Linked DNA regions of Homo sapiens: region 2 is linked to region 1. Evidence: chromatin contacts called from ENCODE Hi-C or POLR2A ChIA-PET data. All regions are on one chromosome and are shown on one strand. The core of a region is the stretch at or near the end of the contact, and the rest is flanking DNA. Distances in the headings are between cores, read along the strand shown. Region 1 overlaps GNAT3 (G protein subunit alpha transducin 3). Region 2 has its middle 30 kb from the start of CD36.

Region 1 (4,707 bases), core at 45-2,544:
GACAAATCATTTTTTAAAAAATTAAGATGTTGAGTTTCAGAATAACTAAATTGACTGTGGTAATAGCCCAGGCAAATGGAGAAGTCTGAACTCAACCTTGTTGTCAGCCTCTAAAACTGATATCTTTTTTAGCTCATAACCCTCCTAGTGCATATTATTACAATTTACAAAACTGCACATGCAATATCACACATAATCCTCACAACCATGAGATAGACACTATATTTTCTCCATTTTACATGTGAGGAATCTAAAACTCAGAGTTTTAGAAACGAGTAAACCAGTAAATACAATAAGTATCAGAATAAGAGTCAAATACAAGCGCATTTTGTGCCATGTCAGGCTGTTACTGTTACAGGAAAGGGGTCCCAATCCAGATCCCAAGAGAGGGTTCTTGGATCTCACACAAGAAAGAATTCAGGACGAGTCCATAGGGCAAAATGAAAGCAAGTTTATTCAGAAAGTGAAGGAATAAAAGAATGGCTACTCCATATACAGAGCAGCCCCGAGGGCTGCTGGTTGTTCATTTTTGTGGTTTCTTGATGATATGCTAAACAAGGGGTGGATTATTCATGCCTCCCCTTGTTAGAGCATATAGGGTAACTTCCTGACATTGCCATGGCATTTGTAAACTGTCATGGTGCTGGTGGGAGTATAGCGGTGAGGACAAGCAGAGGTCACTCTCATGGCCATCTTGGTTTGGGTGGGTTTGGGCCAGCTTCTTACTGCAGCCTGTTTATCAGCAAGGTCGTTATGACCTGCATCTTGTGCCGACCTCCTTATCTCACCCTGTAACTTAGAATGCCTTAACTGTCTGGGAATGAAGCCTAGTGGGTCTCATTCTCATTTTCCTCAGCTCCTATTTAAGATGAAGTTGCTCTGGTTCAAATGCCTCTGACACTACCAGTGAAGTATGTTCAATAAGAACTTGCTGCTTTTCTGATACAACTCAGCTTATTATTATTTTGAATTGACTACAGTTTTTTTCTACCATTTTATCAAAAATCTGTTCTTTGTATAAAAAATAAGGATATGTCACTTATTGTTAAAGAGACACTGGTAAGGGTAAAAAAAGAAAATAACTTATTCTATCTTTCTTCACAATCAGCTTTTATTGTTAAAAGTAAACTGATCAGATGGTCATTGGTCCACATATTCAATGTGTAAACCAAAAACAAAATTCTAAGTCCCCCAAGCAACAGAATTCTAAGCCCCGCAACCAACAGAAATCCCTCTTGGCCAACAGAATTCCAAAGTAAACCTGAAAAACTAGGTCAGGCTGTGATAGGAAGGGTGGGGTCAGACATGCCTCATTAGGCCCTCCTCCCTTTGGAATTCAGGCATAACTCACCCGCATTAACATTGAAACAGAGATCTTAGGACTGATAAAACAGAATCTTTATAGCAATAAGATTCCAAATTCCAAACTGACTCCAGTATAGAGCAGGCCCTGAAAGAAATTATTTTACCCCCAAATATATTTTTTTGGCATATATAAAAGAATAAAAGAAAATAACAAGAAAATAAAAGCTGTCTTTTGTGGGGGAAGTTTACATTGTGTAGAGAAGCCCCTTCCCTTTTCAAGGCCTTTTCTGATCCTGGTGAGATTAGCTGAAAGTCTAGCACTTTTTAAAGGTCTACATAGGAAATATTTGCCATCTATTGCCTCTAAGGGTGCCACCTATGAGGCTTCATCTACATAATAAGAACCTTGGTCTCCACAGACTCTTAACCTAGAGACTCCTTTCTACTGATTCTAGGCCTTTAGACAATAACTTAATTCTTTCAACCAATCAGAAAATAACTTAATTCTTTTCAACCAATCAGAAAATGTTTGAATCCACCTATGACTGGAAGGTCCCGCTTCAAATTGTCCTGCCTTTCTGGACCTTGCATGTATTGACTGATATCTGCCTGTAACTTTAATCCCCATAGAATGTATAAAATCAGGCAATAACTTAACTACCTTGGGCATATGTTCTCAGGACCTCCTGAGGCTGTGCCATGGGTCATGGCCCTCACATTTGGCTCAAAATAAATCTCTTCAAGTATTTTACGGAGTTTGGCTTTTTTGTCAACAAATGGCCATATCAAGTCTCAACCTGATTTTCCTGCATCAACACAGGATAGATTTTTAAAACCCCATTTCTCTGTTAAATGGATATGAAAGAGAACTGCAAGTTCAGTGAAATATGCTCTGGTCACTTTCACTAGCATCATGCTATTGGCTCCTTCCACTATTAAAGTGCTGTTTAGGAGGAATGATGCCATAAAACAACCACTACACAGTTTTATCCCTAAGGAGAAAAAATTATATATCTTGTCAGCATAGCTTTACAAACCAAACAAATATACTGTTTCATTTCTTTCTGTTTTTCTTTCTTATTTTCTTTTTCTTTTTTCTTTCTTTTTCTTTTTTGTTTTTTTGTTTGTTTGTTTGTTTGTTTTTTGAGACGGAGTCTTGCTCTGTCATGCAGGCTGGAGTGCAGTGGCACAACCTAGGCTCACTTCAACCTCCACCTCCCACTTTCAAGCGATTCTCCTGCCTCAGCCTCCCAAGTAGCTGAGACTACAGGTGCACACCACCACACCCAGCTAATTTTTGTAATTTTTTTTTTTTTTTTTTTTTTTAGTAGGGTCGAGGTTTCACCATGTTGGCCAGGATGGTCTCGATCTCTTGACCTCATGATCTGCCCACCTCGGGCTCCCAAAGTGCTAGGATTACAGGCGTGAACCACCATACCTGTCCTTCCTTTTTAAAAAAATATTCTATTTTTAATTTCAATATACTTTATTTGTAGAGGTATCATGAATATAGTTCTAGTTTAAACACTTCAATGTTACAAAGTCTCCCTTGACCACTTCAATCCTACTACCTCCTACAAAGGCAAGTTATCCTATCAGGTTGGTTTTTGTGTCTCCAGACCTTTTACTTTTTAAATTTGTGCGTGCATAGTTGGAGCCTACGGTAATGATTTTCAATCCAGGCTGCACATTACAAGCATATGGTGTACCCTTAAAAGTACTGATAGCAGAACTGCAACCCAAACAAAATGAATCAGCATCCTTGCATGTCAGGCCCTGCAAAGGTAGTTTTTAAAAGCTTCAAGGTGACGCAACTGTTCTGACTGCATTAAGAATTTCTGGCAATATACAGTTGTTATTTTTTTAACCATAAATAACACTTTATTGAACATAGTGTATTTCCATTCTTGATGTTCTTCTGTGCTTATTGAAAAGCTGGTATAATTTAAAGAATTACAATTCTTTAAATTTAAAATTCCTTAAAGCTTTTAAAGGATTGAGCCTACCCATCAAATGTGAATTTTTAAAATATATAACACCAAAATGTATAGGTATTATGAAAACTTAGCTTCCTCATAACGGCCAAACTGATCGAACACTTAACTCCTATTTTATTGTTATATTTTAAAAACTCTAGTAATTTCTCACCAAACTCAAAACTCAACATAAAACCCAAATCCCTTATCCCTTACTGTGACTCACAAGGTTCTACATGTTTTGATCCCCTCTTTCCCTCCTTTCTCCCTTTCTCTCCCTGCCACCAAGACTCAAGATGCACTGAACAATTTGTTGCTCCTTGAACTCACCAAGCCCTCATTTCAGCGCATTTCAGTGGTTGTTGCCTCCATGTCCTTCGGTGGTTCACTTCCTTTTTCACTCAAGTCTCTTCCCAATACCACCTCCTCAATGAAGCCTTCTCTAATCATCCTTTCTGCCACATTTTTCAAATAACACCCTGTGGATTTGAGTGGCATCCCAAAGAAGTTTTATTTCCCTATGAGGTATTTGGAAAAGCTTGGGAATTACAGTGGGCCTGGAATGGCTCATTCTCTCTCTCTCTCTCTTTAAAGAATATTTATTTTATTTACTCATCATTTTTATTTTACTTTAAGTTCTGGGATACATGTGCAGAACATGAAGGTTTGTTACATAGGTATACATGTGCTATGGTGGTTTCCTGCACCTATCAACTCATCTTCATTCTCTTAAGATTGTGTAACTTTGGGACTACATTGTATAGAAAATAAAATATGTGTTTTCCCTACAGATTACTCAGAACTTCATCGTTAATATTAGGGATCCCAGGTGGTCTTAGAACTTTGTGGAACTTATTCTGAACCCTAGAGTCATATTTCCAAATATCATGAAAAAAATATCAAAAGAAAGGAAGACTATATAGTTTACCTAGTAATTGTGAGAAATGCTGAGTTAAAAATACCATGTTTTGTGGCTACTCGGTTTTCAGAATCTTTGAGTAGTAATATTGGTTGAAAATTTCCAAGTTATTGGACGCATATATACCAAACAAATCTAATCACAGAACTTCAATTGTAGAACATCTTGAGGAATCAGTGCTTTTTGGTTCATATTGTAGAGTTTACTTTGTAGGGTTCTATGTCCAAGATGATTACAACAGTGCTCAAATTATGTAGTAAAAGTGTTACAATTTTCAGCATTCTTTTATGTCAGTTGAGTGGATTCTATATGCTCCAAAATAGGATATAATAATATTCAAAAGGATAAGTAGATATTTACTAAATATCTTCATTATTTCTCCTTTCCTATTTCTTCAGGATATGAAGGTTTGTTACATAGGTAACAAAAAAAGAGGGTTTGTTAACCCTCTTTTCAAGTTCTATGCTTAGGAAATTCTAAGCCTATCAAATACTAAACCACAACCAA
Region 2 (4,915 bases), core at 2,164-4,663, 130 kb after region 1:
CCTCTCAATGATGTCCTAGTCCTTTTCCCCAGTCTGCATGCAAAACTTAGATGTGCTTGCTACTGTGCTCAGTCTCTTAGATGTCTTTGCCGCATGTACTGAGTTTTGGATGAAGCCAGAGAGAAACATTTAGCTCAGTCCATTTCACTCTGGGTCCGAGGGTCATCTTGGAGATTTGCTAATCTTTCCTCCAGGAAAGGGTTGTGATTTCTCCACTTTTCACTTCATGAACAACCACAGCATGCACAGTACTGTTCTTTGCTAGCCTAGTCACGTATCCCCTCAAAACCCTCTCTGAAATTGGGGGATGGTTACCAGCTGGTGGTAAAAGTACAGGCATCACCCATTTTCTTTCTCCATCCCTTAGTTCCTTTCTGACCTAGACAGCTGCTTGAATGTTCCTTCCCCTTCAGTCTTCCAATCTTTGTGTATTTTATCCTTGTACTGCAGCTCTGTTATAATCATTCAACAAAATTCTATATGGTTTACCAGCTGAAGTTGGGAAACACAGGATTAAACAAAGTGAAAAATAAATCCTATTATTAAGAGGCAAACAGGATGCTTACTATAATTCCTCCCATTATCTTCTCCACTCCATTAATATTCCTCTTGAGTATTAAAGGTAGCATTTTGTTCTGTCAACTCTCCCATGCAAAACTTCTGTACATAGTAACAGCAAGAGAGTTTCTGAAGCTGAAATCCTGTAGAATAAATAAAAGCAACTGAAACAATCTGAATGGTCCTTTGAAAAAAAGAAGAAAAAGAAAAGCACTTAATTATTTACCATGGCAAAGCAACAGCTATGAAGCTTGCCTTTTCTTTTTTTCTGAGGCTTAGGGCTGGACGTCTACTTTCAGCTGCTCTGCCAAAGTTTACATTTTTTTCATAGCAAAAGCTACAAATAGGAGAAGTGGGGATAGTTTTTAGCACACTCTAAAACTAAGATCTACTGATTTTTTACAAATAAGGACATGGAGGCTTGTAGAAGTTAGTGACCTTTTATGCCTTTGTCTAGCCATATTGCTTTCCTCAGTTTCCATTTCTGCAGATTTTCTAGGTTCCCATTCCCCATCCCCCACTTTCTAAGTGATATTATCAATTTTCATGACTTCACCTGTAATCTGAATGTTGAGGAGACCCCAATCTACATCTTAGGGCTCCAATCACTCTTCTCAACTTCAGACCCATGTATCTCCATGCCAGTAGGTCAAGTTCTCAAGCTGAAAGTATCTAAACTCTTTTTGTTGTTGTTGTTGTTGTCATTGTTGAGACTGAGTCTCACTCTGTCGCCCAGGCTGGAGTACGGTGGTGCAATTTCGGCTCACTGCAACCTCCTCCTCCCAGGTTCAAGCGATTCTCCTGCCTCATCCTCCCGAGTGCTGGGACTACAGGTGCCTGCTGCCTCGCCCAGCTAATTTTCTGTATTTTTGGTAGACATGGGGTTTCACTGTGTTAGCCCGGATGGTCTGCATCTCCTGACCTCGTGATCCGCCCGCCTCGGCCTCTCAAAGTGCTGGGATTACAGGCGTGAGCCATATAACCTTGTTAATGTGTTCTGATTCAAGATGTACATTTTTATGTTCAAAATTAAATTATAATCCCCAAATGAGTGTCTTTTACTAGGCTTGAATTTATCCCAGCATTCAATAATATATATGCATATAACATATCCCCTGCAAATTATTTTAAAATAAAATGGTTAAATTTTAATAGCTATTTATTATCTATGTGGTACCTGCAAAGCACTCTAAAAATAATTATGCAAAGTGCCTAGTATTTAATGAGAAGTAAATTACTGGTTGAGGCATACTCTCTAGTGTTAGACTGCATATGTTTGAAACTTAGATCTCTAACTTTCCAGCTCTGTGACCTCTGGCAAGTTAGTAAACTTCTTTGTACCTCTGCTTCCCTATCTGTAACACATGGATAATAAACATGCCTACCTCATAGGGTAACTGTTCAAGATAAGCAACTTAATGCATATAAAATACTCATACAAGTGTCTTGCATATGGTAAGTTCCATAGAAGGGTTAAATATTATTTAAGTTTTACAATAATTTTAAAGTAGATAGTGTTATCTCCATTTTACAAATGAGTAAACAGACTTGGGGAGATTAAAAAATTGGCTCAGGATCTTGCAGCCAGTTAGTGAAAATGTCAATATTAAACCCTGACAGGACTAACTTCACACCACCCCTAAAACTGGTCCTATGTTTCCCCTCCAGGTTAATAGTACCTCCTTTTGTCTTGTTACTCAAGCGTAAAACCTGAGACTTACGATTTTTTCCTCTCTACCTAACTAATTAGTCACCAAGCCGTAGCTATTCATGCTAACTTCTAAATATCTTCCATATCCACTAAGTATTTCTGAAATCTTTCCCACATTTCCCACCCCCACCCCCATAGCCAGTTTTTAAGTTCAACTACATAATTTCCTTTCTAGATTATTTTGATAGGCGTCCTCTGGCCTTCCCTCCAATCCATTCTTCATGCTGATGCCAAGGCCATCTCCTAAACCCAAATTTTGTCATGCGCTCCTTCTCTAAAAATCCTTGAGTAGTCCTATGTTGCTTTCAAGATAAACCCACGAGAGAATGAATTCCAGGTAATCAAGGCACACATACAATATAAAGTTTGGTATAGTATGTGTTACATTAGGGCTTCACGTTTGTGGTCATTTGTGGCCACTTTTCTGGTGTCTTGTTCTTCCAAAACTCATACACTGTACCGAATCCTTACTGAAACATGTTTCCCCAGTTGTATGTTTATTATTTTGTATGTTTCTTTATGTATCTGTATTTGGGGAAATGCTTGTGATCCACTATACCCTCTCCCACTCTGTACCCGGAGCTGTACAATGCAGTCCTGGCATAAGGAACCACTTCCTCCACCACTGTCCTTTAACACCTTCTCTCCCTCACCATTCACTCTTCCTACCTGAGTGTAGATGTCACGGCCTATTAGAATTGTCTGTTTATGAATCTGCCTTCCTAGACCTGCTGGGAGCTACCTAAGCGGGGTGTCAGGTTTTTGTTTTGTTGATTCTCACGTTTTCTCCCAATCAGAAGTCCAAACTAAGAATACTTTAGGAATGTATTTAAGTTTACTCTTGCAAGGGCTACTGATTGATAAAATATTTGCCAATGTAATTGGGGGGAATAAAAGCATGTATAAATAAAACAAAGTTGATGATTCAAACTATGATAGCAGAATAATTTCACACGTAATCTGAAGATTTCAACAACAAGAGCTTGATAGGAGACATAATACAGTATTAGAGTCAGAAAAAATAGTTACAAAAAGCCTGAGTTAGTATTTGCCTGTCTTTTGGCTTGTGATCTGTTGGTGAAGGGAGCCAGATGAGAATTTGGTTCAGGTTACAAGTATGATCACCCAGCAGGTGCTTGCTATGTAGGCAAAGGGTTGAGGACAAGATAAGATTAGGAAAGGACATGCGCTGTGAGGGGTGAGCCAAGCTGTGGGTCTGATCTAGGTTTAAAGCCTTCCTTGGAAAACAAGGACTGGCAAGTGAATACTGGAAACTGAAGAGTGAGAAGTATTATCCAAAAGCACACAGCTCACTTTTAACAGCTGATTAAATGAGACTAGATTTATCACAGTAGTTCTCAAAAATTGGCATGAGAATGATAAAAAATGTTTAACTTGGTATTCACAATGCCTTTTTAAAAATTGTTACTATATTGTCATTGTAATTATCATCATCATTACTCTTATTTTGAGTTTTCCTGATCTATATTTGTGCTCTGTATGTCTCACCTCAGACTACCTAAGATTTTTAGTCCCTTCTAGGAAGTTATTTAAAATCTACCCACAATTATTTTGGTAGCCATTTACTGAGAGGGTAATTTAGCTTCCTAATATTATGGTATTTTTATGTCATCTTTTGTAAATACAAGAATAGTAATATCTTCAGTGTAGTCGCTGAGGCTTCTTTCCTTTAGTGAAGTTTTAGCGAAACAGAATTTTCCTCTATCTTCTTTTGAACATATTTTAAACAGTTATTTTAATTTTATTTATTTATTTATTTTTTATCTTTTATCTTTTTTGAGACGGAGTCTTGCTCTGTCTCGCCCAGGCTGCAGGGCGGTGGCGTGATCTCGGCTCACTGCAACCTCTGGCTCCTGAGTTCAAGCGATTCTCCTGCCTCAGCCTCCCCAGTAGCTGGGACTACAGGCGCCCGCCACCACGCCTGGCTAATTTTTTGGATTTTTACTAGAGACTGGTTTCACTGTGTTAGCCAGGCTGGTCTCTATCTCCTGACCTCGTGATCTGCCTGCTTCAGCCTCCCAAAGTGTTGGGATTACAGGCCTGAGCCACGGCACCCAGCCAGATTTTTTTATTTTTTAGAGACAGGGTCTGCTCTCTCTGTCAGTCAGGCTGGAGTGCAGTGGCACAATCATAGCTCACTGTAATCTCAAACTCCTGGCTTTAAGTAATCTTCCCCACTCAGCCACCCAAGAAGCTGGGACTACAGGTACACACCACCATGCCCAGCTAATTTTTGTGGTTGTTTCTTTCTGTAGAGGCAGAGTCTCTCTATGTTGCCCAGGCTGGTCTCAAACTCATGGCCTCAAGCAATCCTCCCTCTTGGGCCCCACAAACCACTGGGATTATAGGCCTGAGCCACTGCGCCCTGCCTTGAACAAAATTATAATAAAGCTCTTGAGTGTTTTGTGGCCTTTCAGCAGATGCTCTGCCCCCCTGTTGTGACCTGGCCATGTTTCTTGTCTCAGCCTGCTTTTTTCTCCCATACATGACACAGAGGCCCTAACCTCAAAATCGTCGTCCCGTGTCATTTTGCACACCCATAATAATCTCTCCTATTTCTTATCACTGTGGCATCTTCTAATTTTTCTTCTTTGAGTTTCTCTTTAGTCATCTTGAAAATTCTGA

What was found. Hi-C counts contacts between places; a loop is a spot of excess contacts on that map. ChIA-PET counts read pairs that join two places held with the same protein, here RNA polymerase II (POLR2A).
Region 2: a loop to region 1 is called in a map of Right ventricle myocardium superior, with 1.8 times the contacts of the local background. The contact joins two enhancer-like sites. A Hi-C loop is called at or near these places in 3 of 168 maps with a recorded cell type or tissue (Right ventricle myocardium superior, heart left ventricle and heart right ventricle). POLR2A ChIA-PET finds 5 or more read pairs at or near these places in 1 of 52 experiments (MCF 10A).

What each region holds. Positions count from the first base shown.
Region 1 is chr7:80,480,082-80,484,788 of GRCh38, forward strand. All of the region lies in intron 3 of GNAT3 (G protein subunit alpha transducin 3), which reads right to left. Among named protein-coding and RNA genes, the nearest start is that of GNAT3, 30 kb to the right of the region's middle. Within about 2 kb of position 1,295, at least 2 of the 41 ENCODE cell types and tissues checked have a DNase peak (open chromatin) inside an H3K27ac peak, as active enhancers do.
Region 2 is chr7:80,606,523-80,611,437 of GRCh38, forward strand. It overlaps a transcript of CD36 not described here. Among named protein-coding and RNA genes, the nearest start is that of CD36, 30 kb to the right of the region's middle. Within about 2 kb of position 3,414, at least 2 of the 41 ENCODE cell types and tissues checked have a DNase peak (open chromatin) inside an H3K27ac peak, as active enhancers do.